Linked DNA regions of Homo sapiens: region 2 is linked to region 1. Evidence: chromatin contacts called from ENCODE Hi-C or POLR2A ChIA-PET data. All regions are on one chromosome and are shown on one strand. The core of a region is the stretch at or near the end of the contact, and the rest is flanking DNA. Distances in the headings are between cores, read along the strand shown. Region 1 holds the start of NR2C1 (nuclear receptor subfamily 2 group C member 1). Region 2 holds the start of NUDT4 (nudix hydrolase 4).

Region 1 (3,025 bases), core at 360-2,859:
AAGTGCTGGGATTACAGGTGTGAGCCACCGCGCCCAGCCGCGACCCACTTTTAATGATAGAAATACACATCGCTTTTTCAGATATACTAACTGGACTTAAAGCAAAGTTTAAAAACAATCATCGGCCGGGCGCGGTGGCTCACGCCTGTAATCCCAGTACTTTGGGAGGCCGAGGCGGGTGGATCAGAGGCGGGTACATCACGAGGTCAGAGTATCAAGACCATCCTGGCCAACATAGTGAAACCCCACCTCTACTAAAAATACAAAAAACAAAAACAAAAACAAAAACAAAAAAACTAGCTGGGTGTGGTGGCTCGTGTCTGTAATCCCAGCTACTCGGGAGGCTGAGACAGGAGAATCGCTTGAACCTGGAGGCGGAGGTTGCAGTGAGCCGAGATCGCGCCACCGCACTCCAGCTTGGCGACAGTGAGACTCCCTCTCCCTCTCAAAAAAAAAAAAAAAAAAAGAAAAAAAAATCGAGTATCACCAACCACACAGCAGAAATGGTTCAAAAAAGCTCAAAATCGAAGGTCCATTTACAAATTCTAGCGGTACTAAACCCTAAAGGCCGTAATTTTAGGTCTTTCTGCTTTTGCTTTCCGGTTACTTTTTTAAAGGCTGACCTACTTACTGAAGATTATGGGACAACCTGGCAACATTCGTACTGCACAAAAATGGTATCTGCCCGAGTTGGAAGAATTATTTCTTAACAAAAGAGCTATCTATCGGAAGCTTGGACATGCCCCCTGCAGTGAGAACCCTGGGGCCGTTCCATTTCTTCTGAAAAGATCCAGGCCCACAGGCAGCGACGACCCTGGCCAGATTTGCCGTGAGAGAAAAGTGAAAGTGGGGGGAGTCATTCTGTCCGTCCCGTGAAAGCACGGGAGTTAGTGACGGGATGCAGGCCGGGACTTGCGGCCACTAGCCGAGGGTCGGCCTCTCCCACGTCTCACTCGTGCCGGCGTTAGCCGTGCGCCCTGGAAGCCCCGGCGCTGCGCGCGGCTCTCCCGGGCGGGGAAAGCTGCAGCGCCGCGGAAGCTTTCCCTGCAGGTTAAAGGTCAGAGGCGCTGCGGTAAGCGCAGCTGGAAAGGGGGTTGTGTGCTCCAAGCCGCTCGCCGTCCGGCCCCGCGTCCCGCCGCCCCTGTCGCCCCCGCCTCTCCCGGGGCCCCGCGCATTTGGCGCCGCAGCTCCGCGCTCCCAGCCGAAGTCGAGCAGCCCCAAGCGGCGCTCCCAAACTGAACGGCTCCGCTGGCCGCAGGACGCCGGCCGGGGGATGCGCTGGGACCGCGTCCGTTGGCGGTTGGGGTGAAGGGCACCCCCTGGCCCCCGCCCCCGACGCGGTCGCTGGTGTCCCCACCCAGCGTTTCTTACCGGCGCTTTTGCGCCCTGCTGACTCCGGCGTCGGGCGCCGACGCGACAGTCCCGCGGCTGCCACTCGTGGATTGGGGGGCGCTCCGGGAAGAGAGGTTGAAGAAAGCCGACGGGATGTGGGATCGAGATTCACGGCGGAGAGAGCTTTCTGTGTTTGGGTATTTCTGGGGGGTCAGAGTTCGTGACCTCTTTCTCGGCTCGGCGGCGCGCTATCCCGCCAGCGCCTGCGCATTAGCAACGGGGAGAAGCGGCGAGAGGAGGTCGTGACGTTCCCAGGGTGGGGTGGAGGGATCGGAGGGCCGAGCAGCGGCTCTGTGAGTCCACTGCCCCCTTTTGGCTTGGAGGCAGAGTGCCCCGCCAGAGCTACGCGTTCCCAGCCAGGTAATTTTTGAAGCCACGTGCAAAGGTTTAAGCATCGTTTGCCAAAGGTGGGCATTAGGGGAGGTTTTGAGTCAACGTTTTAGATTTGAGTAATAAATAACCCTCTGGGTCTTAGGCATATCTGTTTCTAATTTCTGGAAAACTGGGCTCTGGGGTAGAGTCCAATCATATTTAAACTTTTTTTTTTTTGTATTACACTTTAAGTTCTAGAGTACATGTACACAACGTGCAGGTTCGTTACATATGTATACATGTGCCATGTTGGTGTGCTGCACCCATTAACTCGTCATTTACATTAGTAAGCTTTATATATAATGACAAGCTGAGGCCGACTCATGCAAATGGTAAGGCAAAGTTTCACTTATAAACTGTTGTGAGTAAAGAGACATAATGGCTAAACAGGGCAAGAATATAATCACTAGAGACTGGGCACGGTAGCTCACGCCTGTAATCCCAGCAAGTTGGGAGGCCGAGGCGGACGGATCACTTGAGCCCGGTTGTTTGAGGCCAGCCTGGCCAACATGGCGAAAACCCGTCTCTACAAAAAAATTAGCCAGTCCTGGTGGCGCGTGCCTGTCGTCCCAATTACTTGGAGGCTGAGGTGGGAGGATCACCTGAGTCAAGACGGCAGTGAGCCAAGATCACACCACCGCACTCCAGCCTGGGTGACACAATGAGTCTTTCTCTCTCTCTCTATATATACACACACACATATATATGTATATTCCACATCCTCTCTATAATATATATATTATTATATATTGAGGATTATCCTCAATGGCCGTTTTTTGTCTGTTTTGCTCAGTGATGTATTACCAAGCACATAGGACAATGCCTGCTATTCAATAATGATGTATGAAATGAAAGCCAGGCAAGTGGCTGCTGGGAGGCCAAGGAAAGATCACTTGGGGCCAGCAGTTGGAGACCGGCTTGGGCAAGATAACAAAACCCTGCCTCCACAAAAAAAATTTTTCAAATTGTGAAATGAAGAGACATTGGTGGAACATCGCATTCTGACAGTGGCCACCTGTAGTGGCAAGGTGTGGCAGGAATAACTGCCCTGTGTGCAAAGTACTCTGCGCTTTAGATTTTGAAGCATTCTTGAAATTTCTAGTTTTTTTTTAAATCTCCTTTGTTTTGTCATGAAATTTCTATTTTATCTAGCTTAGGTCGGCACTGTAGGAAAGCAGCCACAAACTCAGGGCAGAAATCCAAGGAAGGAAAAACAAACGTTTGCTGGGAATGAGAACATCTCTGTTATTTCTCTCTGGAA
Region 2 (3,025 bases), core at 197-2,696, 1.7 Mb before region 1:
GAGACTAGAAAGACCAGTGCCTGCTCTGAGCTCTCCAGTGGTCCCCAGCCTCTCAGTCAGGCCTCACAGGCCCCTCTGCCAGAGGCGGAACCAGCTTGCCTCCGCTCTGCAGCCACACTGGCCTTTTCTTTCATTTCTGAGAACTCTCCTCACTCCCTCCCACTTTGGGCTCTGCAGAAATCCCAGTTCCCTTTGCCTTGAAAGCTCTTGGTCAATTTAGCTCCTCCTCCTTCAGCCCTCAGCTCCTGCCTTGCTGCCCCAATAATCTTTTTCTGACTGCAGATCTGGTCAAATCTTTGTCTGAAACCTTAGAGCCCATTACATTTGTAGTTTTACGTGTACACGTGTGATCATTTAATATTTGACGGTGTGCTCTCAGGTGCCTACGCTCCTGGAGAGGCAGGGGCTGACTGGTTTTGTTAGATGCCAGTGCCTGACACACAATAGGCCCTCAAGGGGTGAAAAACCAACCAACCAAGTCAGGACCCAAGCAACCTGGGCCTCTGTGGAAGGGCAGAATGGCCTGAGTTTGGGTTTCTCGAGCTACCTTAAGATCAGGCCTCCTGGCTCCTATCTTAGCCCTTCTAACACTCTGAAGTGTAGAGGTTGTTTGTTCCAAGTCCCCAAGGTACTGTAAGCTCCCAGATAGCAGAAATCCCATTATATTTTAGTGCTGTGGCCCCAGCATCCAGCTGCGCTGTTACTTAGCATGAGATCCACATGAAAACCATTTCGCAACTATTAGCCATTGCCAGTATTAATACTTTCCGGAAGGTGGCACAAAGTGGGGGATGTTATAGACAGCTTCAAAGAAACGTTTAAGCTAGAGTTGACTCTTTAAATAATACAAGCCATCCCCAACCAAAGATTAAAAATTTAAATACAAAAAAAAAAAAAGGAAATTTGCCTACCCCCCATTTGTGAAAACAAAGAAAAAAAAAACAGTTAACGTCTTAACTTTTCTAGGCCTTCACTCTCGCCTCTCCCCGCGCTACAAGGGCGAATTCTGGACGTATCTACACAGTCACCGCGGAGTCTGCAATCGCCGCGACGTCCCCTGGCATTTCTTGGCCAGGCTGCAACTTTGGTGACGGTGTATGTAGTTACATCCCCTGTAGTGCAGCTGGTATTTAGGGTCCTCATTGGCAAAGTTGAGGGTATAAGCAGGGAGGGAGGGGACCTTGGCTTCTTTCCATTCACTGGCATGTTTTCGGGGCACGGTCATCCCACGCTGGGCTCCAGCGCCAGTCCCAAGGCCTCGCCGAACTCCAGCCCGGGAGTGCGCGCGGCCCCGCCCACCGGGCGGCCGAGGTCCCGCCCCTACCTCCCCCGCCACACCTACCCACCCACCCCATTGCAATGGTCTCTGCACGCAGGCGCAGTGGCGCGCGGGGGAGGCGGGGCGCATGTGGGCTTCATTTAAACAGAGCAGAGGGGGCGGCGCGCGGTCGCCGCGGTGCTGCTGCTCAGTGGGAGCGGGTCTTCGCAACTGTCTCCGCGTGGCGCGCGCCTCTAGCCGCCCTTCCCCTGGCGGCTACGGCCGGAGGGAGCGGAGGCGAGCGGGAGTCGGGCTCCATGGAGAGCGGCGGACAACTGGGCAGAGGCGGAGCTTTCATCTCGGCACCCTGGTTCCAGTGACCCGCGCTAGCGTCCCGTCCCGCCCGCGTCGGAGCGGCCGCCGGCCCCGGGACTGACCGGCCTCGCCGCACCTCCCGCACCGACTAGCGCTCCCGGGCGCTCCTGCGCCCGACTCGCCCTCGCCCCCACTCCCCGGCGGGGTGGCGGCGGCCGGGCCCCCACGGCGGCGGCCGGAGCAGCAGCAGCAGCAGCAGGAGCCCGCCTCTATGATGAAGTTCAAGCCCAACCAGACGCGGACCTACGACCGCGAGGGCTTCAAGAAGCGGGCGGCGTGCCTGTGCTTCCGGAGCGAGCAGGAGGACGAGGTAGGGCGCCCGGCGCCGCACGCTGCCCTCCGGGGCGCCGGGGTCTAGGGCCCGGGTGCTTCCCCTCGCTCCCCGCCCCTGCGCAGGCTGCGGGGCTGGGAGGGATTAGCCCCCTTCCTCCCTCCCTCCTTTCCTCCCTCACTCCTTTCCTCCCTCACTTCTTCCTTCCTTTCTCTGGGCTGATAGATGAGACAAAGGGGGCTCGCCCAGCCCCAGTTTCTCCATCTGGGCACTCGAGAAGGCGCCTGGTCCCCGGGAAGGTCCCGGGCCGCGTAAGTCTCGCCTAGCGGGAGTCACCATCTTAACGTGCGAATTGAGTTGAAAGCCGGATAAACCTCGAGTGCTCAGCGAGAGGAGGGTGGAAATGGCGTGAGTGTTGCAGCAGAGCCCTTGTGCCTCTTTTACATATTTTCCTTCCATGTTACAGCCGTTTGCGGTCTCGGATTCGATCTAAGCATGTTTGTGGAGTAACAGACAGTCCTCGTGCTTGGAATTGAGTCTAGTCTTGGCAATTCTTGTGGGTCCATGAACCCGCAAGCTGTTGGCATAATTATGCCTCATTTTTAAAACGGCCTTCCCTTCTTAAAGTTTTCTGACTGCAGAAAAATGGTTAGTGAAAAATGTGGAATAATGCCAAAAGGGAGACGATGGACTAGAGATGGGCAAAGCTGCCATTTTCAGACAGTAATCTCCAGCTCTCAGCTTATGTATAAAGGGTTCTTTGCTGTCTGGCTTGACATCTGGAAAGGAGTAGCCTTTCTCGTTCTCAGAGCAGTCGTTCTTGGATAATTTACCCATCTGCATTGGGCTGAGAATGAGACCCTTGGGGTTTCCCTGGAGAGCGATTTTTACTTAATTCAGTAGTATTTATTTAAAATGGCTAACTGTTGAAGTTTGCTTAGGGCAATAGTAGCCTTTTGGTATTGCCACTCTTAAGATAAATTACATAGGTGAAAAAAATTAACATTCTGAGTTCTGCTTTCATAACCAACCGTGTATAAAATACTAGGCTAAGGCTGGAGATGGGAATTTAATGGCTTCCTTACTGCTAGTCCCTGTAGTTGTGATGAATATGACACAGA

What was found. Hi-C counts contacts between places; a loop is a spot of excess contacts on that map. ChIA-PET counts read pairs that join two places held with the same protein, here RNA polymerase II (POLR2A). Pooled maps may share reads with other maps.
Region 2: a loop to region 1 is called in a map of B cell, with 34 times the contacts of the local background. The contact joins the promoter of NUDT4 here to the promoter of NR2C1 in region 1. A Hi-C loop is called at or near these places in 1 of 168 maps with a recorded cell type or tissue (B cell) and 6 of 50 pooled maps. POLR2A ChIA-PET finds 5 or more read pairs at or near these places in 2 of 52 experiments (OCI-LY7 and RWPE1).

Annotation. Positions count from the first base shown.
Region 1 is chr12:95,072,009-95,075,033 of GRCh38, forward strand. It overlaps NR2C1 (nuclear receptor subfamily 2 group C member 1), which reads right to left and starts at 1,610. Exons shown (of 14, transcript NM_003297.4): 1 at 1,372-1,610. RefSeq lists a silencer at 1,028-1,307 and enhancers at 1,197-1,697, 1,388-1,707.
Region 2 is chr12:93,376,479-93,379,503 of GRCh38, forward strand. It overlaps NUDT4 (nudix hydrolase 4), which reads left to right and starts at 1,447. Exons shown (of 5, transcript NM_019094.6): 1 at 1,447-1,943. The coding sequence starts at 1,845. LOC643339 (a long non-coding RNA gene) reads right to left here and starts at 1,258. Exons shown (of 5, transcript NR_040096.1): 1 at 959-1,258. RefSeq lists an enhancer at 1,043-1,982 and silencers at 1,219-1,558, 1,779-2,078.